Regions from separate parts of the Homo sapiens genome. Here all the other regions are linked to region 5. A link is a loop called in an ENCODE intact Hi-C map of the cell type or tissue named here. Cell type or tissue: endothelial cell of umbilical vein. All regions are shown on one strand.

Region 1 (4,000 bases), 150 kb after region 5:
ATTCAGCCCGTAACAGGTGTTCATACAGATGTTAAAATGCATTCATATTTCAGCCCTAAAGTGTTGAAAAACACAACGACATGATGGACGTCGATGTCAGGGTAACAGCCTCTTTCCTCCTTACTCTGATACTCTCCCTAACCCTCTGCAAAGCGTGGCATCATCTTTAACTGACTGTCTTTCTAGAAACCCTAGGCTGTCTTCTAGATGCTATTTCTCTAGAAGATTTTAATAGAGAGACCTACATTAAAGGTCACAGGAGTGGGAGGATGGAAAGGACTGCAAGGGTAAAATCGGGAAAGGAAGGAAGCTCCTGCCTCTAGGCCCAGCATGTAGGAGCACAGTTAAGAGATGACAAGTTGTGCTGCAGGCAAATCTGCTTCCTACACTCACTTCCCAAATACCTCTGGAGGCATCCAATACTTCATTCAAACGCACTCAAGGCGAAGCGCTCAAACCGTCACTGAACATTTCTCTGGCAGGTTGCCAGTACTTCATTCTTCTTGTTAATGGTGACAGAGAAAATTACACAAAGCATCCAGGATGCTGATATGCCACTTGCTTCACAGTTTACTTCAAAGTCCCCTCAGAGTTTTCCGAATTTTACTTTCTGGAACAAAGAATATTATTGGCATAAGCATCAAGTATGCAGTTAATAGTGAGCAATTTCTGAATTTTTGAGTCAGAAGCAATCTGTCAGCAAGTAATAGCCAAAGGCCCTGTAGTAATAGGCTTAGTTGGCCCAGGCTTATTTCTCTAATTCACTGATTCTCTTGCATCAAAACAGCAAAAAACAAAGTTTAAAAAATGATGATTTTTCTACCAAGTTGTCTCCCGTGGCTTTTATTCTTATACTGTAACATGACCTGGCATTACCCTGGGCTCTCCTTTAGTCTCCTTGGTTGAGGATGACATCTAGGGAGACCTATTTAACTCATCAAATCATAAAAGCTAGACAGAACCACAAGAAATTGTTCTGTTAAATCTCCCTGGAAGGCTTCAATGAGGCACAACCATCAAAGTTTTTCAGGGAAGAAAGGCAGTGTTGTCTGTATATTTAGCCGTCAAAAAGGTTTTCCTGTGTCAAAGTCGCTCTCCTGCCAGTGTCTGAACTTGAATTAACTCTAAATCTTGCCAAATTCCCTGCCCCACATCCAGTCTCAGGAAGAAAGCCTGGTATTCGAATATTTTCCAACAAAATACACAAACTGAACTCTCAACATTGACCCTGGGTTGCCTGTGAAATCTTGATTTCCAATTTCTACAGCTAGAAGAGCCCTTAGCCCAGGGCTGCTTCAGAAATCCTTGCTTAATGGATGACTCATATGGTCAGTCCTTGAAATCTGAAGATTAATGTTGATCATAAACGTGAATTTTTGGGGAATACTCGGTAATTTTTTGAAGCCCAGTTTTTCTTATAATCTGTGAGAAACTTAGCTGCTTATTTAAAGCTATTTGCTTCTCAATTTACTGTGTCTCTGCATAGGTGATCAAACATACTTTGCTGTATTCTCCTCTTTCTGTGGTCTCCCTTTCTGCTTTCTTCCACTCAGTCTTCAGCAAAGAACCATGTTCTCAAGAACACCATCCATCCGACAGTGCCCCCTGCCTCCCATCTGGCAACTCAGCAGTGGTATTCATTAGTCCTGGCTCTGAACTCCTGGCTTGTGCTGTTGGACCAAATAGCCAGTAAGGTTTGCTCAGTGACTTGTTGTTTGCAAAGAAAGAAACTAAGGCATGTGATCACTTAGTGAGGAGTGGGTGAAGAGAAACTTGAGCTGTACAATGTTGCCTGTTATAAGCATCGTTGTCAGCCCAGAAACCCAGGGTTTCCAGGCCTAGAGTCACAGTGAAAATGCTTCAGGTGTCATCAGCACAGTTGAACTGCATATCCCACCCTTGCCAAACATGGTCCACCTCACACCCTTATTTCACAGGTGGGAAAACTGAGTCCCAGAGACACATGGTATTAATTTGCTTAAGTTTGCATGGTATATAGCTCATTGCTGGGAAGTTGTATGTAGAACTCAAGTCCCCTGACTTCCAGTTCAGTGTTCATTACAGTATACTGTATGGTCCTCAAGTACTTCTTCACCATTCTGTCCATCCCATTATGCCACCCTAGACTCAAAACCATGCAGGTCAGCTTTCTGCATGCCAAAATAACAGGTCTAAACACATGAGCTATGCATCCAAAAAGCCCGAGGGTACGCCTGTCTTTCTGTATCAGGAATTGTCCATGTTCTTTACCAGCCAGCCCCTGGAGCAGCTAAATGGCACTTGGTAGCTTTGCACATTCATTCTTCAGAGAACAAAGGAATACAGATGACACATGATGTTGCTGGCCTCCTCAAACTCCTTCAGTGTTTTCCCTACAAAGGTTCAAACACCATGGCCCCATATTAGAGATGCTCCTTAGCCTGCCCTAAACCTCCCTGCTTGCTTTCTCCACAGTTGTTCCTTAACTTGTTCTTTCTTGTTGCTGTGCATTTGTCTCCTTGCATACAGAGTGCCCCTCCCACTTCTTCACCCAATTATGCTTGAAACTCCAGGACCCACATTCTTTTTCCCAGGCATTGCTCAACAGTCACGCCCTTCACCCTCTCAAGAAAAATTTCTACTCTGTAGAGAAAAGTGGTTCTGAATAATTAACACACTTAGTGGCCACTAGAGATGGATTCACAGCATCAGTTTGGCCACAAGCCTTGTTCCCCACCAGTTCCTCCTTCTCTGTTTATCTAGTATGATGCCTGGCATATAGCAGCTTAGTGAGTGTTGGGTGAATGGGAATTAATGAATGAATAAATGTACTTTATATGCTCTGTATGTGTATGTATATGTTTGTGGGTGAGTATGTGTGTGTATATGTGTATGTTTGTTGGGGGATATATATGTGTATATGTGTATGTTTGTGTGTAGGTGACTATGTGTGTGTATTTAAAAGTATTTGAAGTTTGAAAGCCAATAAAGCTACACTTCTTTTTTGTTCCTCCTCAACAATGAAAATTAGGAGTTCAATGATTCAACAATGAAATTAGGAGTAGAACTTAAGTTTATGGTCGGCTTAAGTAAACCACAACCCTCTCCATCCCTTCCATCTTAGAAACATCAGCTTTCTGAGATTTCAGGCTTGCTATTTCACCCATAACTTGTAAATGGGTCCAGTGGCTCTGAGTCAGAGCCCCAGACTTCGGCTCCACTGCAAAGAAGGGCTTCATTGATTTGAAAGCCAAGCCAAAGAAATGTTTGCTTTCCTTGCAGTAGCTGACTGAATTGTGCTCCGGAGCGGTTGGGCTGCACACGTGGCCCTGTGAACTCTGCAGGGCCAGGGTGTAGCTCCATATGGCGTAGGTACTCATGATATGGCATCATGCCATCTGCAATGGCTTAGCACAATGCACCTATACATAGGAAGCTTAAAATATACTGGAGCCCTCAAATTTGCTTTTAGTGGTTGTATAAATTAGTACAATCTTTGTGGGGGTAGTTTGGTAAAAGGTTTGAAAACTTTAATTTTGCCTATTCTTTTTCCTTACAATTTTACTTCTGGAGGCTCTAGAGGAGAAACCATTTCCTTGCCTCGCTACTGCAATGCCTACACATGGTCACAAAGATAATTTATGCAATTATTTTCATTGCAGAATTGTCTATAATAATGAGTGAGTGGAAATTACTTAAAAGTCTCTCAATATGGTACTAGTTCATTAAATTGTGGTATAGTGAAAAAAACCCAGAATACTAAGCAGACATTCAAAACAAGCGAGAGATGCATAAACTGGCATGAAAAAATGTTCACAATATGTTGTTCAGTTAAAAAAAAAGTAAGTTGCATGCAGTATATCTAAAAGAACTGGACTTTTGAAATCAAAATCATGAGATACGTATAATGTGTTATATATATAAGCAGAGAGATTTGGAAAATAAAGAGGTTATCTCTTGGCTATGTGATTTGGGAATGGTTTCACCTTCTTAAAACATTTGAACTTATTTTCCCAGTTAC
Region 2 (4,000 bases), 290 kb after region 5:
TCCTGGTCAGGTTACAGTATGTTCTTACCAAAATTCTCCTGTACAACTAAAATGACGTATTTTTCTTTCCTTTCCTGTCATTAAATTATAATGAAGTGTTGGTGACCTTTCTGTTATGGTTACCGTTATTGCTATGGGGATAGTCCTATACATTCCAAAAGAAGAACAACCACGTTAGTTCAATATATAATATTACTTAAGGCCCTTTGTCAGAAGTAGGAGCAAAAGTTGTTATAATAATATAAAGTCTTAATAAATATTTATGTACCTATAATGATTTTAGTGTTGGATAAATTATATGCACAATGTATTAATCTGCATAGTATTTTTTACAAAGCCCTTTCACATATATTTATCTTATTTGAACCTCATGAGACTCTGTAGAACTGGTAGGTTAGTTACTATTAACTCCATTTTACAGAGTAGGAGTGTGGCAGACACTTGGAAGACACCTGACATCCATTCATCCCATCAACGCATCCAAATTGCTAACAACATCCTGATCGTGTTTCAGAGAGAAATGTGCTTTTCCTCAATTTAGTATTTGTTTTCACAAATCATTGTTTAGTGATTTAAGTATAATGACATAAGTTATTTAGCGATTTAGGTATAATGACGTAAGTATAAATCATTATTATATGCATGTCTCATATAATTTATACACACACACACTCCCACACATATATGTCATAGCTCTGCTGTTAGGGGTATATAACACGGTTCAGGCTCATGACTCAAAAAAAAAGAGATCGGCTAGTATTTCTGAGAAGTCTTTGTATGCTCGGGATTTTTTTGGTGGTGGTTATTTGTTTTGTTTGCTTTCTTAATTAAAAGAACCAACACAGCTGTCTCTCTTCTTCATTCTTTTTCTTGCCTTGTATGTAAATTTAAGGACTACAGCTACCATAGCCATTATGCGACCAGGAAGGAAAGACCAAAAGAATCAGAAATATTGGCTCAGCAGTTTGCTTCTGGACTTTGTTACAGGAGAGAATAAACAAACTCTCATTAGAGACTGTAGTTAAGTTTTCTGTTACCTGCAGTCCAGTGCATTCTCAATTGAGTCTGAGACTGAATGTTTAAGTGACATCCCCAAGGTCATGCAACCTATAAGAGGCACAGGTTAGATTAGCTTAAGTCAGTCACTCTTTAGAAAGCTGTCTCATATCCACTTACTGGTCAACAATATTTTATTAAATACTTATAAACTGCTACTATAAATACTAAGATGAATCAGACACAATCTTTTTCCTTAACTCCACAAGTCAAGGAGATAAACATGTAAGCAAATAGGAATAGTAAAGATGTTGACAGGAAAAACTATGAACCAAACAAAATAGGTCTAGAGGCAAATCCAGTTTATGACCTGTGGTTCAGAAGATATTTGCGCAAGGGTGTGAAAGAGAAAGAGATTTGCCTAATATAAAAGGAGAAGGGTATTTCAGCTTCAAGGAGGAGCAGCAGGAAAGGCATACAGGTGGAACTACAGTTGTTTTGTGTAGATCTGTGTGCTTAAGTTTGTTTCTTCTGAAGGTATAGTCTTAGAAAAGGGATTGCATGCATGCGATTTATTAACATGATCCCAGAGAATAAGTACAGGAGTTTTGGAAGAGTGAAACAAGGATAGGGAAGAACCAATACAAGGGTGCATTATCAAGTAGGGTCCTACTGGGTATCTGGAGCACAATTCTGCTCAGACTCTCTGAAGAACTATATAAAACATGCCTCAGAATTGTGCCCCTGAAAGCTAGAACATGGGAATATTTATCCATCAGCTCCTTTCCTCCACTGGTCAAGGGTTGCCCCATGAATTGTTAACTACTTTGTACTTTCAGGTTTGTACATGTCAAGAAAGTTCTCAACAGCATTCTTTCCATCCTTTCAGGAATGTCCCCGGACAGAAATCAAGAGATAAGAGGTACAGCTGAAGTATTGTTAAGTTATACCTTTAGAAAGCTGGTCTCTATAGCAGTAGCTGGACTAAAAGGTAGACCAATAGGATATAAGGCCAGGCACAAAAGATGGTCTGATACACTGTGATACGGTTGTAGTGGAAGACATAATGTCTACAGATGAGACTAGAAGGGTAGACAGGGACTTAATTTTTTTAAAAAGCCTTAAATTCTGGTGGTAGGGGTGTTCGTAAACCTGGGGTTCCCTCCTCCTTAGGGCACACCCTTGAATTATATGTAGGGGTTTGTTTATATAAGTACGGGCCTGTATTTTTTCTTAGTGGGAGGCCTTAGAGTTTCAGAGGACTCAGTGATTTCGAATAGGTTTAGAGACCCCTCTTCTGGTCAATAAGCAGAGTAGAGATAAGAAAATTTTGGGTTAGAGTTAACATTTCAGCTTTTGCTTACTGCTAATGTTTCATGCTTTTTGAATCTTATAGATTGGAAGGCTAGAGTCCAAGATGCATTTGGTGACAAGCCTCTCTGGTCAGCATTCTGTGATTTACCCTGAGATATCTATGGGCCTACTGGATGGAAAACTCTGGTGTGATTGTATTTTTGTTATGAAACATTGCTGTTGAGTGCTATACTTTCTTGTAGACCTCTATGTATTATCTCATTTCATTCTGACATGATTCCCAACATCTACACTGAGTTTAGAGCCATATCTTTGTATAAGATGTGACTCCTTGATGCACCTACCAACACCTAGACTCTTTACAGTAATTGTTGGCTGGAAAAAGTCTGTGATATCTCCACTCTCCAAACTTCTAGAGCCTCAATTTCAATAATAAATTTGGAGCATGGATATATTTTCCCCTGAAATATGATTTGCTATGCTAGAGACAATGTAGTTTGTAACTACATTCCTTCCAGAGGATTTTCAAGGGTAGCAGAATATTGTGAGTTTAGTTAAGGAGAAACTAGCACCAAGTTCTGTGTGCTTACCATGGGATTTATATAAATATTTTAGAGTTATAACATTCTATTTTAAATTGATAAAGACCTAACTTCTACCACATCCCAGAACTCTACATTTCAACTTCTTCTGCCCCGACATTTTATGTTATTGCTGTCACAATTCACATATTTTATATTGTGCATACATTAACAAATTATTTGTTATTTTTACCATTTTTGCCTTTTAATTTTTATGCTATAAAGGTAATGTGTATACTATCATTACAATATTAGAGTGTTTTAAATTTGACTATATTTTTACATTATATATTTCCATACAGTTCAAGTTGTTAATAGTGCCCTTTCATTTCAACTTGAAGAATTCCCTTTAGCATTTCTTGTTAGGCAAGTTCAATGGTAATGAACTCCCACAACTTTTGCTTTTCTGAGAAAGTCGTTATCTCTCACTCCTTCATTGCTGAAGAACAAGTTTGTTGGGTGAGATATTCCTGATTGAGTTTTCCTCTTTTAGTACTTACGATATATTATTCCACTCTTCCTGGCTAAGAAATCCACGGATAGTTTTTTAGAGGTTCCATTTTGTGCGACAAGTTGCTTTTCTCTCGCTAAAATTCTCTGTCTTTGGCAAAAAAGTTTGATTACAATGTGTCGTGGTGAAGATCTTTTTTATGTTTAATCTATTTTTGATTATTTGGGATCCATGAACCTAGATGTTCATTTCCCACTGCAGATTTGGGAAGTTTCTGTTATTTCTTTAAAATGACTTTCTTCCCCTTTATTTCTCTCTGCTCCTTTTAGGACTTTCATAACACATATATTGGTTTTGTTGATAGTGTCCTAAAAGTCCCATAAGTTTTCTTCACTTTTTAAAATTTTTTGTTCTTTTTGTTCCTCTGGGTTATTTTAAATGTCCTTTCTTCAAGCTTGCTGATTGCTTCCTTCTTCTGCTTGATTAAGTTTACTGTGGAAGTATTTAAGCTCTATATGGAAGTTTTCACTTGGGTCATTGCATTTTTTAGCTCCTGAATTACTGTTGGGTTCTTTTTAATGGTTTGTATTTATTTGTTTAAATTATTTGTTTTCCTGATTTTGTGTAGTTGTCTATATGTGTTCTCTTGTAGCTCACT
Region 3 (4,000 bases), 130 kb after region 5:
CTGCTTACAGTAGGAGAGTAATATGAATGTATGCATGTCGGTTTACATCTTTTTATTGTGCTTTTTAACTGTAAGAGTGATAAATGCTATAACAAATTCAAACAAGAAAGAAATGTAACAAATGAAAAATGATTTTTGGTTAGTCATTTGCCTCATCCCGTTACGTTTAACCACTTTAAACAGTTTGAGTGTGTGTGTGTGTGTATGTTTTCTTTGTGTATACTTTCCTCAGTGTAGATACAAGTGTACATATATAGATATTTGTCTTAATTGTTGTAAAAAGGATATGCAATACATGCTTACCTATATGCATATATATGCTATATGTACCTATGTGACACTCCTTTTGGTGCCACTTAGCCAGCCAGAAATCTCGGTGGCCATCAGTGCCTCTGCCCGGACTTCACTCAGGCCCACTGGGCTCACTCGCAGGCTGCTCTCAGCTCACACTACTGGCCCAGATCCTGTGCCCACCATGCTCTGCGCTTAGCCTGTGGCTGGTCCCGGTGTGCAGTGACAGGCTTCCTCCTTGGGCACTGGCGTCTGGACAAGGCGGGATGTGGCAGTGCCCAAAAACTTGGAGATGCCAGCAACCGCAGAGCCCCAAGGGATGTTACAGCTTTTTATTCATTTAACATAGCACCACATCAGTGCATGTAGATACATCTCATTTTTTTTGGTCATTTTGTTCTATTCCTTGGTATGGATGTTACATGAATTATTGATCCATTTTCCTATTGATGGTATTTGCATTGTCTCCCATTTTTTGCACTTATAACAGTGTTACAATATACACATACAGACACACACACACACACACACACTCACACATGTCCCTTTCCCAGTAGACCCAGTACTTTTCTAAAATAAATTCTGTAAGTGGTACTTCTGGGTTGTAGAATGTCTTTATTTTAAATTTGAAAAATTCTGCCAAACGGTCTTTCAAAAATGTCATACGAATTTACACATGACAGAAATTACACATTAACAGAATTTGAAGGGGTTTACCTCCTTATCCGCTTAAAAACACTATATGTCATCAAAATTTTATAAATTTTGCCAATTTAATAAAAAATAACCTTTGTGTATTATGGATTATGTAATTGTCAGTTTGAGCATTTTTCAAATATTTATTGACCAATTGTAATTTTCTCTCTAAAATGCCTCTTCTTATTTGTTCATTTTAGTCTCCCTCCTTCTGATTTTGGTCTTTTGATGTTGTTTTATTGGAATATTTTAGCTATAATGGATGTTAACTCTTTGTCTTTTATCTGTGTTGCAAATATTTTCCCACAGTCCTCATTTGGCTTTTAAATTTGTTCTTGTGAACTGGTTTTTGCCAAAAAGAAGTTTTGACTTTTTAATCATTCCAAACTGTCAACCTTTCCTTCATGGACTCTGGGCCTCCTGTTAGACTTAGAAGGTTCTCCCCACTCCAAGACTGTAAAAATGTGGACAGTGTATTTATTTAGAGCATTAGATGACCAAATTCAAAGAGGCCACAGTAACATAATTGATACGATGCCAAAGAAAATAGCCCGAAGCCCTGCCGAGGAATCTGCCTAGCCCTCCTTTTCCCCTCCACTGTACTTTTCCGGCCTGTGATTATTTGTTATGCCTCTAGGCAGCCCTGACTTTCCATTAAGTCCTCCTCCCTCCTCTTTTATTCCTGTGCAGAGAGCTGTTTGCTTTTCAGTTTTTGCTTTTTGTTTTCACAGACTGTGATGGCCAATAAGTGGGACCCCTTTGACCTGTACTTCTCCCTTCCTAGGACCAAATGCAGCATTACTGACTATATGTACACCTTCCTGTTCTCCCGTCTCTCCTTTCATCCTCCCCCTTCCTGGAGTGAGCAAGCAAGGGAGCCAAAAGCAGACTTTGACACATCTGCCCTGGCTTGGCTCTATTCCAATGGGAAAGTTTGATGTTGCAAGCTTTTGAAAGTCGCTCACATTTCCCTGACTTACAATCATGCAGGCTTCCTTGACTTCCTTCTAATTCAATAAGGATAAAGAAAGCAAGCTGTTTGCTGCAGCCTGGGTCCTGAGGGAATCAGACCCAGGCAAATGGATAACCTAGAGCCATTGTCATGGGCCCCTTTTTTTGTCCCTTCTGTCTCCAACACCCTGCCCACCCGAGGCTGCCTTTTCTTTCTAGGCAGGGGCACTCTATTGGGGCATAATCTGATACGAAGTTTCTCTCCTTGGTGGGGTCAACCACAGTCCAATGTCAAGGGTTTTCTTAGGAGGATTTTTGCCCCACTACAGTCTCCATCAGCCTCCAACATCTGCTGTGTATGTTTATTTAAACATACTCTCTAAATAAAAGCAGTATGCTTTCTATGTGAATGTGGTTTCCAGACATGTCCCCCAGCAACCAGGGCTGCATGTGTCTGCCAAACCTAGATCCCTCTTAAGTAGCTATTTGGGAGCCACCCCTTCTCCCCAACTTCCCAGGTATTTATGGGGGGCAGGGAAGAGTGCAGGGGATGGAGGGCTGAGGCAAAGGGCTACGATGTTAGCTTTTAGTGAGCAAGGCCGGGCAGTGGAAGGCTGACCGGTACCTCTAACTCACCCTGCATGGGAAGGCCCCTCCTCACAACTCTGTCCTGGAGGAACGAAAGTCCCACTTCCCTTGGACCTTTGCTGGGGTGCAAGATCCTGCCTCATAACGCTGCGCTTGTTGTTGTTTAAATCCTGTTAAACAGCAGAATTTCCAAGAACACCCAGGCTGTCTTGTGATCTTTGGGATTGTGCCATGGGTGCTTTTATCACTTTCTTTCATTTTGGCTATCTGTATTTTCTGATGTTAGTAGTCTGATATAATTCTAAGTATTGCTTTTAATATTAAAACAAGGTTTCATTTTAACTTTTAAATGTTATCCTCAGGGAAGCTCTCAAAATTCCCAGGTGGGGGTTAAAGGAAGCTATGTGGGAATATAAATGAGTAATAAGGCCCCGAGATTTAGGAAGCCCTGGCTAAATTTCGGTTATCATTGTCGTCATTGCTATTACCATTACGGAGCAGAAATAAGTTTGGGGTGGAAGTAGAGAGTCAGCACTGAGTGAGGGGCAGACAGCTGATTCTAGAGTTAGATGGCACTTCAGCCACATTGATGTTTAGGAACCACACAAGGTTTTCAGCTAGTGACGTTCCCGGGGGCAGGAAGGATGGTCATATTTTGATGTTTTTGCCTGTGGCCTGGGTGATAGGCAAATAATTCAGTAAAGAAATAACCTCTATCAACATCAAACACTGAAGAGAGACCAGAAAAACTGAGAGTGTTTTGGGAAAAAGAGCAGAGAGAACTGAATTCCAAGGGGATCCCGAAGCAAAGAAAGATTGCTGGTCTGGAAACTCCTGAGAGATGTGCTTACCATATACACAGGCTTTTCTAAGATCATTTTGATTTCAAATATTCTGTCCTTGTGCTTCGACAAATGTAGCCAAGGGTTCTGATATTTACATTAGAAAACACGACCGCCATATGTCTCCTTAAGCACAGGAAAACTCTAAATGATGCATGAATCCCTCTGTTCAACATGCATCATGAATCCTGTATGCCCCAAATATTTTGAAGTTTCCCTTCACTGAAAGGAGCGGAGAAGCAGCAGCTCAGTGACACACGAGCTGCTGAAATGGGTTATTGAAAACCCATTTCAACCAGAGGGTACCGTTGCCTCTGTGGCTTCATGCCTCAAGCTCACACACAGGGCCTCTGCTGTTTAGGGTGCCAGGAACCCCTCTAGGGATCCAAGTATTCAAGGCTGATGAAGATGATTTCGAGGTGACATCTGAAAAGGCTGTATGTATGGCATAAAGGCTTCCCTGTATGAAATCCTGGCAAAGCTGTTCAGCAACATGTGAGTGGATGGAGAGAATGGGAATTTAAGAGGGCATAGTGCCATCCATGGCAGAGCTGGCCATAGACAGGAAGTTAGAGACCATAACTCTCTTTTTCGTCTGAACTAAAAAGCTCCAAAAAAAAAAAAAAAAAAAA
Region 4 (4,000 bases), 390 kb after region 5:
CTCCCTGACTTCATTTCCTGCCCTGGGATTAATTTCTTTACAATTGACAATAGGAATGGCCACTCCCTTCAGGAGAACAGCACCTTTCACCTTCAGAGGAGAGGGATCTTACCTAACAAATAATTCACAACATAATCAGAGAAGAGCTTAACAGTTAAACTTCAGTACATTCTGAGGTTTTCAGTTTTAAATGATGCCAAAAGCAAAAACTGGACTTTACTGAGAAAGTGTAGCAGATAAGTGTAACACCCTAGAGTCCAGGGGTCATAACTGTCTTTCTCACTGGAATAACTTCCAAGATTAGCAGAATCCTGCACGTAGTATTCAAGCATGATTCACTAAATGGACAAATCAAACTTGAATTGTTCAAGACTTTTGAATGCTTTTTAATGGTCTCTTTCCAAGTATGAAGTAAAGATTATTCCCGTTGTATTTTTCAAATACTAATTTTCTATATACAGCTCTCAACACTTACCTCCTCTCTTCCCTGAACTTGCAGCTATCTAACTGCATACAGAGAAAAGGAGCATTAACATCCTCCCTTCTGATAGTGCAACAAAGTTTGAAGAGACACAATCCTGGTTAAAGTATAAAACAACCATGTCAATTACAAAATAGAACCTTCAGGTAGAAAGGACCCATCTATTTTCCCCAAAGGAAAAATCTGCCCCAAGTCCCCAACTCCTTTGAACTCCTTTAAAGGGTACTTTTCCAGGCTTCTCTACTTCTCATTCTTGTACCAGATCCTTCCCTCTTCCTGTCCCACCAGGTAACTCAGCATTTGAGTGGGCAGCAGCCTGTCACCCACATAATCTCACAGGGTACTGGACCCAACAGTCCATGACTCCAATTTACCTGGTCACCTGATTCAAAGTTAGGTTGGCCAAAGCTGACCTCCAACTTATGCCTGCTCTTGACTTCTTAGTCCTCTCCAAATTCTCCTTGTGCTGACGTTTGCACCCATTTCTGCCTGCTCTGTCTTGCTCTTGTAATCTAACCTCAGTGTCTGCCTCTCTGCCTTGACTCCATTCTGGCTCAGCTTTCCCTCAGGGTTTCCTCTGGCCCTGTGTCCATCCAGTCCTTCTAAGATTACCAGTGACTCCAGCTTTGGTCTATGAGTTCTCATAGTAACACACTCTTCCTGGCCATGCTCACCCAGGGCACTGGACTTCTGCCCCCTGCTGCACTCCTCTCTGGGAGCTCCATTCCCTCACTCATAGTTTGTTTCTGTTATACAAAGGCTGATTCTTACTTTCCTTTTCCAGTTATCCTATCTATTTAATAAAGTCATCAGATGGATCACCAAATTACTGAACACAATTTAGATAAACATTTTATAAGCCAAAACTACCCAGATTTATTGTCAACAATTGCATCCTATTTTTATTTTATTTCATGATAAGAGTATGCTCCTCAATTTAAAATCAATCTTTGCATCCAGGCAAGTGAAACTTAAACTAAAATTTCAAGATTCATTTTCTCCTTGAGAAAAATCAGTATGGTGTAATGGCTGATGGTATCAGAGTATGGACTCTGTAGGCAGATGACATGGCCTAGTTTGCATTTCAGATCGGTCACTTACTGTATGTGTGACCTCTAGAACAAGTTACCGAACCTATGCCGGGGATAATATCATGTTGGGGATAATATCATTTCCAACCTCAAAGGCCTATTGTAAACTTTAAATGCCTTCGTACGTGTAAAGTACTGGGAACAGAACTTAGGGCATAAAAAGCTGGTGAATACTAGCTACCATTATTGTTCTTGATCAACAGCTTAGTATACTGCAGTCAGCAGCTCAGAGATCACCCATGAACTCTAACAACACTCTCAAAACCTTTTGACAAGCAATTAAGATAGATAATGACTACTTTGTAACAAACATAAAGTAGTTTTCTTACTGGATGAAAAGAATGTAACCCTGCCATTATGGCTTGTAGTAGCTGGAAAAGCAACCTGGATCAGTCCATCGATTACTGGAGAGACTCTGATCTTACTTAGTATCTTACTCATAATCTATCTAGGATAGACTCACAGATAGATTTTTTGTTGCTGTTAATCATGCCTAGAAATTACCGTCCCCCTTGCTCTTGGTCTTCCTTCCTTTTTCTACCCTCTCCCTACGACTACTTTTATTCCTGACAAACAGTCCATGGAGCCTCACATCTTCCAGCATGGAACACCTCCTAGCAAATGAACCACATTCCTTTACAAGACTCATTACTTCTCACAGCAAACATCTGATGCAAAAAGTAGGCTCAAGGGGCAGAGATTCTGATCCTGTCTCCTCTGGAATGATGGAGTAGGAAAAATACAAGGAGCTATCATTTCTGGCAGAGCCAGGACATCATAACCAAAGCATCAATTTCCCTTTTAAAGATACTTTAGAGCAATCAGCATTTTTTCCCAGACATTACAGTCTGGGAAATCCTCATTATTTGTGGATTCCATATTTGGGAAGTTGCCTACTCACTTAAATTTATTTGTAACCCTGAAATCAGTATTTGCAGCATGTCTGTGATCATTAGTGGTCATTAGCACAGTGTGGCAAAAAAAAATTCGAGTTGCCGCACGTGCAAGTGCACAGCTGAGGTCAAACAAGGCAATATTCTACCTCTTTGTTTCAGCTCTTACCGTAAACAAGTGTCCTTTTCATGATCTATTTAGTACCACGTTATTTGAATTTTTGTGCTTTTTGTTGGTGATTTTGCTGTTTAAAATGGTCCCCAAGTGTAATACAGAAACTCTATCTAGTGTTCCTGAGCACAAGAGGGCTGCTATGTGCCTTATGGAGAAAATGGATAAGCTTCATCCATGCTGTTGGCCATGAGTCCAAAGTTAATGAATCAATGATACATATTAAATACGTTATCTTTAAAAAGAAACACATATAAGACAAGGTTATGTTTTGATCAGCTGACAAAAATACTGTTATCACAGGCTTATAGGAATCTGACTCTTTATTTCCTGTGGGAGTAATCATTCAATGTTCAATTAACTTGGCGTTCATGGAAACTTTACAGATTTACAGTGAAGAAGAAGAATCAAGTGTACATCCCAATCTGAATTACTGCATTCAAAGAAAAATTACCACTGCTAGCCACTCTACAAGAATAGCACAGTAAGTTGTCAAAACAAAACTATTCCTTCAATTTACTCCTTACATAAAGGGAAACACTGTGATAGCCTTTTGTGATAAATAAAGATGCCTAATATACCTTACCTGAAAAAAGACTACGAAATACCAAAAACAAAATATAGTTTAAGGATAGGGATAAAAGATAAAACAAAAACAGTTCTTGAAATACTGTTCCCTCTCTTTTCTACCTACTGATTATCAAAGTACAGTTCAGAAGACAACCAGGAAGTTGTTGCCTTCTCTCTGCTACTCCAAACTACAGCAGACATGAAGTCGTACTGGCAAGGAGATCAAAGTGTCTGTCTGTCTGCCATGTTCCAGGTCCACAGAAAGAGAATTCAGTAGACACATATCTCCCATCCCTTCCAACTGGCAAAAACGTTGGAGAGAAGAGCTAAAGTAGGCATGCCTTTCTCTACCACACACCACTCATCACCCAACTACTCTGTCCTAGTGGAGGGGAGTCACAATTATAGGGATGGGCCCCGACTCTGAAGACAGAGAAGAGAGGCAGGTGACCTCATGCAAACATTAGGAGTACCCAGGTCCACCCTCACTTCTGAAACCTAATGCAAGTTTGGAGTTGCCCAAGGCCACTCTCACTTCTGGTACTCACTGCAAGTTTGAGGGTCCCTGAGACCACACTCATGCCCCAAAATTCACTAGAAGGACTCAGAGGACACAATAAAACCATTATACTTTTGGTTATAGTACAGTGAAAGGATACAGATTAAAAATCAGCCAAAGGGAGAGGCACATAGGGCAAGGTCGAGATTTCTGGGTATGGATATGTCATATAATGTCTTCAATAAGTCTTCAGTAAAATCCACAAAGTACATTTATGTTTTATAAAACACATTT
Region 5 (4,000 bases):
CAGGTTTTCAAGCTCATGATAACACTAATGCTGAGAGGCCTTCTTTAGTCATTCACAGCAATTATCCTTCTCCAGAGTGCACTCGCTTGCAATCTTAGATTGTTTCTTGAGCCTGATAAGAAGCCAAAGAGGCTAAATGAGACGTGTTTAAAGGAGGCCCAGTGATTTGGGGGGATGTGAAGCTCCATTGGTCACAACTGGAAGGCCATCCAAATCAGAGCCTGTCACTGGAGCCACATGAAGATTGCAATTTAATAAAATCTAACACCTGCTTAGAGACCATTCTTGTAGTGGACACAAAGTGCCAGCCTCTAATACTCCTTCCTTACTCTTCATGGAAACCTTGAAGAGTGATTAAAAATAGTACTGTTTATGTCTCTGACCACAGAGCCAGTCATTTTCAGCACTTAACTGAAATTGCTCATGATAGTGTTTCTAACAATGGCCACATAAGTGGCAAATCCCTTAAGAATTTTGCCCTCTCAGCAGGTGGCAATCTGCCACCTTTATCTGATCATTTCTCTCCTCCTTTGGCATTGTAGACACCATTTTTTCCTGGTTATGACCCTACTTCTCTTTATCTTCTTTGTCGATTGCTTTTCCACTCCAGGGAGTTCTGTGTTTGACACACAGGAGGTGTGGGTAGTTGTTTACTCTGTAAATAAGTTGTTAGCCGTGCAGCACTGCCAAGGAATTGCACCAAATGTGTATGCATTAGCAGTTAAGAAGAGCGTGTGCAATGTGAGTGAATGGAGTCTGGTCATTTGTCATCCAATGCCTATTTAGCACCTGTTATGTGACAGATAACAGGCCGGCACTCGGATCATAACCCGGAGCAACATAGTCAGAAACAAACACAATTTCTCTCCTTGGTAAGCCTGGTCTGTTGGGAGGTTTTGATAAGTAAAAAGAAGACTGAGAGGCCGGGAGCGGTGGCTCACGCCTGTAATCCCAGTACTTTGGGAGGCCGAGGTGGGTGGATCACCTGAGGTCAGGAGTTCAAGACCAGCCTGGCCAACATGATAAAACCCCGTCTCTACTAAAAATACAAAACCTAGCCAGGCATGGTGGCAGGCGCCTATAATCCCAGCTACTCGGGGGCTGAGGCAGAAGAATCGCTTGAACCCGGGAGGCAGAGGTTGCAGTAAGCCGAGATAGCACCATCGCACTCCAGCCTAGGGGACAAGAGCAAGACTTCATCTCAAAAAAAACAAAAAAGAAGACTGAAAAAACATCAAAGAGATCTATCAACTTCTTGCTTGGAGGATGAGAGCAACCGTACCCAGACTTTCAGGTTGAGACTTAAAGGGTGATTAAGATTTGGAGAAAATTAAGAAGCATAAGCCAGGTATGGTGGCTCACACTTGTAATCTCAGCGCCTTGGGAGGCTGAGGCAGGAGGATTCCTTGAGGCCCAGAGTTTGAGACCAGCCTGTGCTACATAGTAAGACTTTGTCTCTACAAAAAAATTAGCTGGATATGGTGGTGTGTGCCTGCAGTTCTGGCTACTCAGGAGGCTAGGGCAGGAGGACTGCTTGAGCCCAGGAGTTGAAGGTTACAGTGACCTATGATCGTGCTACTACTGCATGGTAGCCTGGGTCTTGCACATTTAGGAAGATTTGGAAGAATGCCCAAGTAGGGTGCAAGCAGTATGCTCAGGACACTCATTTTGCCTGACAGAGAACTTTAGGTTACCTGTGCTTAGAAGCACACAGCTACAGAAGGACAAGGGCAAGTCACTGGTGATGTGCCTTCTTACCAGAAGGAGGGCACTCTTCATGCGGCATGTTGCTGCCCATACCTTGGTCACAAGAAAACAGAGAAGTAGACCAGTTCAACCACAGTGAGAAGAGAGGAGAGAGCATATCTATTTGAAGCCTGATGACTGAGGCTTTATAGGACAAGTGAATCTTCACAATTGTGCCTTGTGAAGGCAACCGGGTATAAGGTCCCTTTCCTTGCAAGATAATTAATAAGATCCCCACAAGAGGGCGCCCTGGTAGAAGAAAGTCCTGGCTCATCCATTCACATCCTGTGCGCCTGACTCACTAAGCTCCCTCGGGGTAAACCAGGACCTTCAGAGAGAGGCCCCAACACGAAAACATCCCTGATGATGAAAGTAATGGACACTGGCCCACTGAAGTTCCTGGGGAGCTGAATCACAGGTGTTCTTGTGATTTCACAAACAAAAGACTCCTCTTATAGCAGCAGTGCTCTATTTTCTCCTAAGTCATATTCTGTGGGAGCCTCCCACTATTTGTAACAGTACTCATTAAGTTCGTACTTAACAAGTAAGCAATGAGCTGCTGTCTTTGGCCTCTAGAAAGATTCAAGGTGAACCTTTTGTCTTCTTTCATTTCACACCATACACATCAACATCAGATCTGCTGCAAGACCAAGAGATTGTATATTATTTTAGGTGAAATAATACAGTCATTTAGGCATCCCTTAGAAATATGCCTAGAAACTAAAGTCCCTTAGAAATTAAAGTCACTTAGTTTCTTAGTGATACTATCTTGGAATTCCCACCCATTTCCTCAGGAAGTGCTATTAGCAGTACAGGATGCAGAATTTAGTCTAATGAGCAGACAACATTGTGGGTGTTTTAAGAGCAGGCTGTGTCTTGAAAAAACAAATGGACCTGTATTTTTCTTTGACTAAAGGCCCCTTATTGGAAAGGTGCTCCCCGCTCCCTGCAGGTGTTGTCATGGTAACATGTGATAAATAATGGATATTAACTGATAAGGCCCTTACTTCCCTAGGCTCTTTCCAACTCTCTAAGAATGTTCTCACAATTTCATATTGTAATTCTGTATTGTTTTTCTTAGAGTCCCAAATTATATATGTTTCATGCTGCTCCCACAAAACCTTAGTTCCCCAGGTGTTAATTTTATGACAGCATATCTAACTGCATCCTCTGAGCAGCAGAGCACCTGTCAGTCTCTGCTAGATTGAACATGTCTAGGACAATAGCAATTGTTTCCAATTGTACGCATTTCCACCACCTTTTCTCCCCTGGTTTTTCTTTAAGCGACTGTTGTATCAAAGCGAAGGAAGGAAGTGACTAAGAGAAGGAAATTATGCCTAAGTCATTTTAAAAGGGCATTTTTCAAACGACAAAACTTTTTCCCAAGCAGGGGTTTCAGGCTAGGCTAAGGACAGTGTGGATCGAAACACAGATCCTTAAGGAGTTGAATTTCTTCTTTGCCGTGCTCCTACTCCTCTGCATACAAATTGTTCTTTGAGCTTTCACTAGTTTTCCCATTGTCTTCTCTGCATTCCCAAGCTCACTTAATTCATGGTCTGTCTGCCTCTCTGTCTCCTTTTTTCCTTAGCCTCCAGAGATGTGCATGCCTACTTTCTGTTTTCACAGCTTCATTTCCATCTCTGGCACGTGAGAGCCTCTGTGCTGGATGCAGACATATTACCTTTGTTTTCCTGGAGTCATCCAACTGCTGCCTGTTTCCAGCAGCTCCCTTCACATTATTTGACTCTGTATCATTGCCCTCAGCCACAAGGGTTAGCAAGGCTAATGGGTACAGTGAACTTAGCCTGTCTTTTTGTATTAATACATCCCGCCAGGAAAAATCATTTACAATGGCATTTAGGCTTTGCAATGGGAAAACAGGAAAGAATCTCGTTCTTTGTGGTCTCAAGCCCATACTGGCAGAGGCTGAGTTGCTATGAAATTTCCAGCTTCAGGCAGAGAAGGGAAAAAGTAGAGGGCACACCTAAAATACAGGAATGCACACGGGTGCACGCACCCTTAAGCATGCATTACGTTTGCCCAGTAATGTATGTGCACTTGAGTGCAAGCCCCAATTCAACCTCTTTCTATGTGTTGGATATATGTATGAGAAGAAGCCTTTTTTTTTTTTCATTTGACATTCAGTTAAGCTAAAAGCAAAAACAACCATCTGTACTGCCTTTGATAGAGTAGATTGTTAAAAGCTGTTCCCTGTCAGACCTTTTCTTTCAGCCTTGGTGAGGAGACACATACA
Region 6 (4,000 bases), 200 kb after region 5:
GTCCACAGCATCCAGGCTTTGGAAAAGTTAAATCCAATTAATAAAGGACTAAAATTGTGAAGATAAGGGCTCAGAGATATGGACAGAATTTTTGATCCTATATTAACTAAATTGGCTAGGTATATAATCTCAATTACCCAGTCAATAAAGACATATTTACTAAGTACATTCTGCAGGTATTGAATATTTCATAGGCAGTTTTTAATCCTATACAATTAGCATCTTATCAAAGAGTAAGTCCCATTAGTTTGGGCTGGAAATATCAAAGTAGCAAAGAAAATACTTTTACAAAAAGATTTTTTCAAACTAAGCCACCAAATCCCCGGAAGTCTACTCAGGAAAGGGGTGGGCTAGTTCATATGATTTATCTATTCAAATTCTAATTCTGTTAACAACACAACTGAAATTCCGATATTGCATGCTTTTAAACGGTGGGTACATTCCCTGCACAGCATTCATTCTTTAAGCTACTATTAACTGAGTTCCTCTGATGCAGAAGGCACTAGGTTAAGTGTTCAACCATGTGCTGCCTAACCCACATGGCGCACTCATCTACTGACACTCAACAATGTCTGGCAAATGAGCACAAGAACAGACTTTGACATCATGGTCCCAATGAGCCTTCTGGGTGGCTTTCACTAGGATGACTGAGTGGGAGGCATGAAACAGTACTTCGTGGAGGAAATAGTTAATATCAAACCCTTACTTGGGTCATGTTTATAAGCACCTTAGTCAATAAGTTTTATCCATATAAATACTGACTAGTTTTCCCTTGATAGTCTGAAAGTTGGCTGGCAAAGAAGCAGTATCTTCTCCTAATTTCTACTCTTTCCTGTCCAAGAATAAGTTATATATCAGACACCAACTTTATCCAATGAAAGCGTCCTCAGGATGCCTGGACCCGTTTTAAACAAAACAACTTTTGTAGATTTCTCCTTGTTCAGCCACTGGACTGTAGTACTTTTCCCTGCTGGAAATGTATCAAACTCAATTCAGCAGGAAGGCTGTTACCTGCTCCAGTAATCAAAGGACATGGTGTGTGATGGTGATCTGAGTAAGAGCTGGGATGGGGGAGAGAAGAGCTGGAGCTGGCAGCCACAGCAAAACTTCTGTGCACATTATGAGTCTCCCTGTTGTTTTAATTACCTATTGGTGAGTCTTTGGCTTGGCATTTTTATTGGCAACAACTACTTGGCTACTCCCCCTTCCTTTTCAATCAATGGCTCTGGTTCCCAAATTTCAGTGAAAAGGGGCAGACAGACCTTCCTTTCATGCCACGTTCTCTTATGTTATTTACTCCTTCTCCTTCTTGAATATAAGTTATATTTATATTTTGCTCCATGAAAATAAGGAGGAACACTGAACCAAGCAGTCTAAAATCAGGGATTTAAAAATATCTCTAGCTAGATTATCATAACACTTTCAAGGCAAAAAGCTTAGATTAGAAACCATTCTAAGGTCATAATGGGCAACAATTTCACTTTAAAAGATTTCATTACCCTGTGAAACCAGGGCAGATTTGGTCTACTGTCATGACTGCCTCAGTCAGACTATTGAGACAAACTGTGCTGCCCGCTGGAAAAGCACCATTAATACCCTCACGCATAGTGGCGCCCCACAGCCAGTGTTGTGGATAAGATGTGTGCCACTACCCTAAAGTGATATTCCTTTTTTATCAGACCATACCAACCTAGCTTTCTGGATTCTCAGGACCTCTTCTGCCCAAAGGAGTGCAAAAGAATGGAACACAGAATTTTAGGAGTCATTTTTGTAGTGTGCTTAGATCTCACTTAACTCTTCCCCCTTACTTCCCAAACATTTGAGCCTTCTAAAATGTTCACTGAAAGCCTCTTTTCAGTAGTAAATTGTTCATCAGTGCCTGTTCATTTCATTTCCCGGAATGCCTGACTTATAACCAAGCTATCACAGCAGTGCAGTGTCCGGCCATGACTCATTGTATGATACCAAAGTGGGCAACCTGGTCCTGCCCAGAAATAACAGATTGTCATGTATCCATGACCACTGACTCATTCATTTATTCCGCAGACAGTTGTTGATCACTGAGGATGTGCCAGATCCTAGTTAGGTATGGGAGCACAGATTAGACTGGTTCATGGTGTGGGATCTATTCCAAGGTCTCATTAGGAAATGTCAGTGAAGGTTAGAGTTTCCTTTCACTTTGTAGAAAGAGAACACCAAACCACTTTGTAGAAAGAGAACACCAATTTCTCTACAATTTCATTACTGAAAGTTCTCTCTCAGTAATGAAACTTTTCTACATCTGAATTCACCATCCCACTGGTAGAGGAAATGGAAAAAAAAGGCATCACAGCCTCAACTGCTACCAAAAAGGGAAAGGTGTTGCTCAGTTACTAAGTGGTCAATATTCTTCTATCAAGTATACAACCTCGGAGGGTAGAAAAACATGCAGAAATAAGCCAGCCGCAAGAAGAAAGTTAAACATGTGATAAGTATACAGAGGAACATAAGAAGATTCCTGCTGAATGTACTATGGTGTTTCATAGAGGAGTTGCCATTCAAATTCAGTCTTGAAGAATGGCTTTATTTTGTCAGGAGGTGTATTCCTTCTAGAATCAAGATAAGCAAAGGCACAGAAAGAGGGAATCCTGGGGCAGTTGAGAATAAGAAGTAGCCTGCTCCCTCTAAGAAAATACAATCCACTATGGCTAGAAATAAAGGATTAATTCATATAGTTCCTGGCTTATCTGTCAAGCCGCAGAAATAAAACTTTGGAAGTTCTAAACATAGCAGGTGAAAAAAAATTACTTGAAGGTATGAGGTGGAGAAGGCATAAAGAATTCAAGGAGCAATGCTTACCTATGTCACTTTTACTGAGAGATTTACAGACAAGTACCACCTCATCTAAAGGGGTTAAAAGAGCTAGTCACATCATTTCATGTTGAAAATCTTGCAGCTGATGCATTCCAAGGTAACATTCTGTGCTATTTATAAGAGATTGCAGGAAAAAAAAAAAATCCCTCTTGGACTTGGCTTTACTCGATTTTCGTCTATCATGTGAGGAGATTCTCTTTGGTTGGTCACCACACTACTGACTACATTAGTAACAGCATGTAGGCCTCAAATTGTAAACAATTTTATTGTGATGACATAAGCGTTGGCTTACATTTTCAATAAGTATGGTTAATCGGGAAGAAATGGAAAGAGAAAAGCAGCTAGGTACATGGGGGTGCAACTGATTAGCACATGCCAGCACCCAGTCAGCCTCACAGGAGGGAAGCATGATCTTTCTATCGGGGAGCTTGCAAGGCAGCAACATACTCTCTGGCCAAGCAGACACTGCTGAACCTGCTGGGATCTGCCAATGAAAGTGCTGCCAGTTTCTCAAGAAAAGGATAAGCATGCTCCCTTTTCCCTTCCCAGTTCCTTCTAGCTAGAGACCTTTCTTCTCTCCACCATTCCACCCCAGCCTAAGGGGAGTGAGAGGGAGCAATAAAGTAAGCTGTACCTTTAACCAGAAAGTGTAAGTGAGTGAGTGTGTGTGTTCTTTCCTGTTAAGCACAATCAAAAGGCAAAGAACCTGAGACAGGTTGGTAACCTGAGTGAGAGCCCTGGGCCATCTCTAAGATGCCTGCTCAGGGGCTTCCTATTGCTTAGCACATCAAGTCCTTGACTTCTAGGTCTAGTTTTTGAGGTCTGTCCTTGACAGCACAGAGGTCCTAAACAAGGAGGAAGATCTCCCCTATGATAGTAAAAAGGTACTATGCTTACTCTTGCAAGCCTAACTCTCTAATGCACTCCTTTTATCTGGAATACTCCTCTCTCTCATCTAAATCTACCCAAATATTCTTAAGTCTTCACTCACTCAATATAAGGACTGGTCCTAAGTCCTAGAAATAAAAAGCTTAATAAAAGCATAGTACTTACTCTCAAGGAGCAAATAGTCCACTTCTAGTTTCAAATTTTGTGCCAACTCCAATCGTTAATGGCGCCCTGGAACACTGTATTGAGGATTTTGAAA
Region 7 (4,000 bases), 590 kb after region 5:
CCCTCCTCCCCCAACAACACCGTGAGAACTATTCTAGAAGAATAAATGTAACACTCAGACTTCCAAGTGAGACATGAAAGGAGGATTTGAGCCGAATTATTTTTGTAGAAGCACAATGTGGGGCATTTGCTTAAGGAGCAATACCAGACTCTCTGTGCCTTGTCTCTCTTCCCCATATTTTACCCTTTTGAGTTTCTTTGGAGAAGGCTGGCTCTGGGATATGCACAGAGCCTTATACACTAGGTTCTAAGACTCCTCAACTTAAATAATAGCCACTTACCACTACTCCTCTCCTTCGAATCCCACGGGATGGAGTTCCACTGTCCTGCAGCTCTCTTTCTTCTGTCTGTCGACAGCTTTCTTTTTAGTGTATAGATCCTTTCATTCACCATCTTCTGGCTTCCCATTTGTCTGAAGTCAAGTTCCTGTAAGCACCATTTAAGAACTTCCTAGGTACTGCAAGTTATTTTAGCTAGTCTTCTAAAATAGCATCTGGTAATTCAAATGATACTGTGCTACAAGATGAAAATATGAACTTCATTTTATTGTGGATACAAATATGAGCAAAAATGCTTATGGGTGTGGGTCAAGAATATACTCATGGAAAGTTAATACCTTTATTACAACAAAGAACTTTTTTATAATAACTTAGAAGTCATTCAAAAGTAATCTAAGAACAGATTTATTTTAGAAACTAATTACACTGTGACATCTGGACTGCACAGATCAATCAGCAATATTAGAAAGAAGTGTTGAAAGAGAATGAGATTTTCGGTCAGAAGATTAAGGCCCAAATCCTGTCTCTGCTGCTTTCTAGCTTTATGACCTTGAGTAAGTTTCTTAACTTTTGAAGTGTATGCACATAATACCTTTCATAATAGAATAGTTGTGTTCCCATTGTTTCCATGCCTTTCTATATCCACTCTCCTTGACTTTTCAGTTCCTCTCATTAAGAATAGAGACTATTTCCTCATTCCTTGAAACTGGGCCAAGAAAATGCTTCAGAAGTAGTTGCGTGCCAGTGCCAAGAGTGAGCCATGAGAGGATTCACATGCCTCCACTCACTCATTTGGCACCTGCTTGAAACTAGCTAGGGTTAGCCTGCTGGAGAGGCAATATCCACTCTTGTGTGCCCAGGTGACCAAACTCTACACCTATGAATGAGGCCACCCTAGACTAGTAAGTCCTAGAAATCTGCCAACTTACCGCAGACTCGTTAGCAAGCCCATTTATGATCACCTGAGCCTGGTCCAGACCACAGTTACCCAACCAAGACAAAGACTTGTGAGTTAAACAAATTATTGTTTCAAGCCACTCAGTTTCAGGGCAGTTAGTCATACAGTTATAGCAAACTGATACAGGTACTACATAGGTTGTTGTGAAGATTAAATGAAAAAAATATGTAATGCACTTACTGCAGTGCCTAACATATAGTAGATTCTTAATGGATTGTTGCTACTTTTATTATCATCATACCAAAATGATCTGTTTTTATGTTAATGAAGTAATAGTTCATGACAGTGCTTTTTCTAATATTTCTTTCTGAAGGCTGTATTAGTCAGGATATAAATGACAAATACAAATCAACTTAAATTTTAAAAGGAGTGGTTCATTAGCACTGATGTCAGACAGACTGAGATCCAGACCTCAATATCACCATTTCTCCCCTATCTTCCCTGTCTCTCTTTGTGTTGGCCTCATTCTTACTATTGCAGACAGGCTTTCTCTACAAGAGATAAAGTCAGCCATCCTCAGCTATTCTTCTAGTGCCAGGAACATAGAAGCAACAGCAATTTTCCCTATTGACTCCAATATAGAAAAGTCCCAGACAAGGGCTCCAATTGGCCCAGCTTGAGTCACGTGTTAATACCTGAACCAACCACAGCAGCCAAGGAGGTGGGGCTCTCTGTCCACATCACTTCATGTGCTGACCCTGTATAAACAGGGAGAAAGCAGAGTCTGCACTGAAGACATAGAAAAGAAGGGGGAAATGTGCTCAGTTGCCAAAGACAATACTACCAGAAGCCTGGAATAATAAATTATGCTATGGCCACCCTCCAATTCACCCCTTATTATCACTGGACTGGATCTTTGGACTTGAAGCCTATAGTCCACTAAGGCAGAAAATAAACTGCCTTCAGAAACAGAATTCAGGGCTCTGTGCCTACTTTTCTCCCTATAATCATTCCTTAAAATTATTTTAACCACCCTGATATGGAGCAGCCCTGGGAATATGAGGGAAATCAACCCAATAGATATGTACTTTTAAGGAAAAGCATTTTATTATACTTAACTTCCCATTCTTTTACCAACATACAAATATTCTTATTGCACTCTCATAGAGCTTTTGGTGTTCTAGACACTGAGATTTTATTTTATTTATTTTGAGACAGTGTCTCACCCTGTTGTCCAGACTGGAGTACAGTGGTGCAATCACGGCTCACTGCAACCTTGACCTCCCAGGGCTTAGATGATCCTCCCACCTCAGTTTCCCAAGTAGCTGGGACTACAGGTGTGTGCCACCACACTCAGCTAATTTTTTGTAGAGATGAGTTTTGCCAAGTTGCCCAGGCTGGTCTTGAACTCCTGGGCCCAAGCAATCTGCCAGCCTCAACTTCTTAAACTGATGGGATTACAAGTATGAGCCACCGCGCCTGGTCTTGGTTGGATACAGAGATTTTAGAGGCTTTACTGGCCATGGCTGAATTTACACCTAATCCTCAAAGATGATATCTTTTGTGAGCTGGATCGTAGGATTGTAGAGATAGAAGAAAACCTAGAGGTCATTTATATCTAAATTGGGTGAAAGTAGCAATGACATCCCAGGTGATAGACATTGGGGCCATGGGTGTTGCAATTGTTGCTACTGCTGTTATAGTTGAATGTGTGACATAAATGTCACATGTATGAATATGTAATCTTGTGCCCATGCCCCACTTGAGGTTATAGCACCTAGAATTGAAAAGAGGGTAGTCCAGCCTGCAGGAGAAGAGGGAGGGGATCCCCTCACTCCTTTGCCATGCCACACTTTTTAATCAATGAAACCTAAGTTAACATTAACTTTGTTTAAAAAAAGTAAGTTAATTCTGGCTGTGCGTGGTGGTGACTCATGCTTGTAATCCCGGCACTTTGGGAGGCCGAGGTGGGCGTATCACTTGAGGTCAGGAGTTTGAGACCAGCCTGGCCAACATGGCGAAACCCTGTCCCTACTAAAAATACAAAAATTAGCCAGGCGTGGTGGCACAAACCTGTAATCCCAGCTACTTGGGAGGCTGAGGTGGGAGAATCACTTGAACCTGGGAGGTGGAGGTTGCAGTGAGCCAAGATCACATTGCTGCACTCCAGCCTGGGCAACAGAGTGAGGTTATATAAAGTGTGGTTCATCTTAATTTGATAACGGAGATTTTATGTAAAATCTCTTCTGCACCACCATTTTAGAGATCTTACTTGAAGTGCTGACTTGTCAATGACAGAGATACTGAAGAAACTGCTAAATGAATGCTATTTGAGATGGAGATTTTGTATTTTTATGAATCAAAATAAATAAATAAAAATAAGTTAACTCTGCTGACAGCCATTGTACACAACTGATTTATACTATCTTCACTGCCAACTACATTTCCTGTCTTCTTCAGATTTGTCACAGCTACTTATCCTGTATACATGCTATTGACTTTAGGACACATGTAGTGGCCTTTACATGTAGTCTCTTTAAAACAATTCTTGCTATACTACCAAGTTTAACCAGCCTAAGACTTAGGATCTTGATTTGACCATTTAATTTATTCTATTTAATTTCACATCATCCCAAATTTGATAAACGTGCATACAACATCCTCAACCAAATCACTGTAAAAAGAATTAAAGAAAAAGGCCAAGAACAACCCTAGACACATTCCTCCATTTGATATCAATCTATTAAATAGCTATTGAGACAATTATCAATATACATAATTACACTTACATCCCAGCCCCAATATCACTTCATCCAGAAGTGTAT

Evidence for each region. A loop is a pair of places that touch in the nucleus more often than their neighbours do. Peaks named below come from ENCODE experiments on the same cell type or tissue, not always from the same donor. Only the 100,000 strongest peaks of a DNase experiment are listed, where the experiment ranks them.
Region 1: it touches region 5 in a loop (12-fold over the local background); 31 of 110 quality-filtered maps call a loop at or near these places.
Region 2: it touches region 5 in a loop (4-fold over the local background); 21 of 110 quality-filtered maps call a loop at or near these places.
Region 3: it touches region 5 in a loop (9-fold over the local background); 33 of 110 quality-filtered maps call a loop at or near these places.
Region 4: it touches region 5 in a loop (6-fold over the local background); 3 of 110 quality-filtered maps call a loop at or near these places.
Region 6: it touches region 5 in a loop (2.9-fold over the local background); 52 of 110 quality-filtered maps call a loop at or near these places.
Region 7: it touches region 5 in a loop (8-fold over the local background); 99 of 110 quality-filtered maps call a loop at or near these places.

What each region holds. Positions count from the first base shown.
Region 1 is chr5:111,696,955-111,700,954 of GRCh38, forward strand. The region is part of intron 2 of STARD4-AS1 (STARD4 antisense RNA 1); the gene reads left to right. Among named protein-coding and RNA genes, the nearest start is that of NREP, 58 kb to the right of the region's middle. In endothelial cell of umbilical vein, a CTCF peak has its summit at 1,620; DNase peaks (open chromatin) are centred at 457, 1,237 and 1,557; H3K27ac peaks cover 707 bases.
Region 2 is chr5:111,839,492-111,843,491 of GRCh38, forward strand. LOC105379122 (a long non-coding RNA gene) reads left to right here. Exons shown (of 3, transcript XR_007058900.1): 2 at 1,886-1,918. It also overlaps a transcript of NREP not described here. Among named protein-coding and RNA genes, the nearest start is that of NREP-AS1, 71 kb to the right of the region's middle. In endothelial cell of umbilical vein, no CTCF peak of the experiment used is centred here; no DNase peak of the experiment used is centred here.
Region 3 is chr5:111,679,302-111,683,301 of GRCh38, forward strand. The region is part of intron 2 of STARD4-AS1 (STARD4 antisense RNA 1); the gene reads left to right. Among named protein-coding and RNA genes, the nearest start is that of NREP, 76 kb to the right of the region's middle. In endothelial cell of umbilical vein, no CTCF peak of the experiment used is centred here; a DNase peak (open chromatin) is centred at 1,730; H3K27ac peaks cover 2,266 bases.
Region 4 is chr5:111,937,014-111,941,013 of GRCh38, forward strand. NREP-AS1 (NREP antisense RNA 1) reads left to right here. Exons shown (of 4, transcript NR_046678.1): 2 at 3,024-3,121. It also overlaps a transcript of NREP not described here. Among named protein-coding and RNA genes, the nearest start is that of NREP-AS1, 27 kb to the left of the region's middle. In endothelial cell of umbilical vein, no CTCF peak of the experiment used is centred here; no DNase peak of the experiment used is centred here; H3K27me3 peaks cover 144 bases.
Region 5 is chr5:111,548,735-111,552,734 of GRCh38, forward strand. All of the region lies in intron 1 of STARD4-AS1 (STARD4 antisense RNA 1), which reads left to right. Among named protein-coding and RNA genes, the nearest start is that of STARD4, 38 kb to the left of the region's middle. RefSeq lists an enhancer at 1,699-1,778. In endothelial cell of umbilical vein, a CTCF peak has its summit at 1,978 (motif pointing right); DNase peaks (open chromatin) are centred at 2,147, 2,607, 3,207 and 3,417; H3K27ac peaks cover 2,054 bases.
Region 6 is chr5:111,746,446-111,750,445 of GRCh38, forward strand. All of the region lies in intron 2 of NREP (neuronal regeneration related protein), which reads right to left. Among named protein-coding and RNA genes, the nearest start is that of NREP, 8.7 kb to the right of the region's middle. In endothelial cell of umbilical vein, no CTCF peak of the experiment used is centred here; a DNase peak (open chromatin) is centred at 1,986; H3K27ac peaks cover 1,835 bases.
Region 7 is chr5:112,141,917-112,145,916 of GRCh38, forward strand. It overlaps a transcript of EPB41L4A not described here. Among named protein-coding and RNA genes, the nearest start is that of EPB41L4A-AS1, 17 kb to the right of the region's middle. In endothelial cell of umbilical vein, no CTCF peak of the experiment used is centred here; DNase peaks (open chromatin) are centred at 985 and 2,005.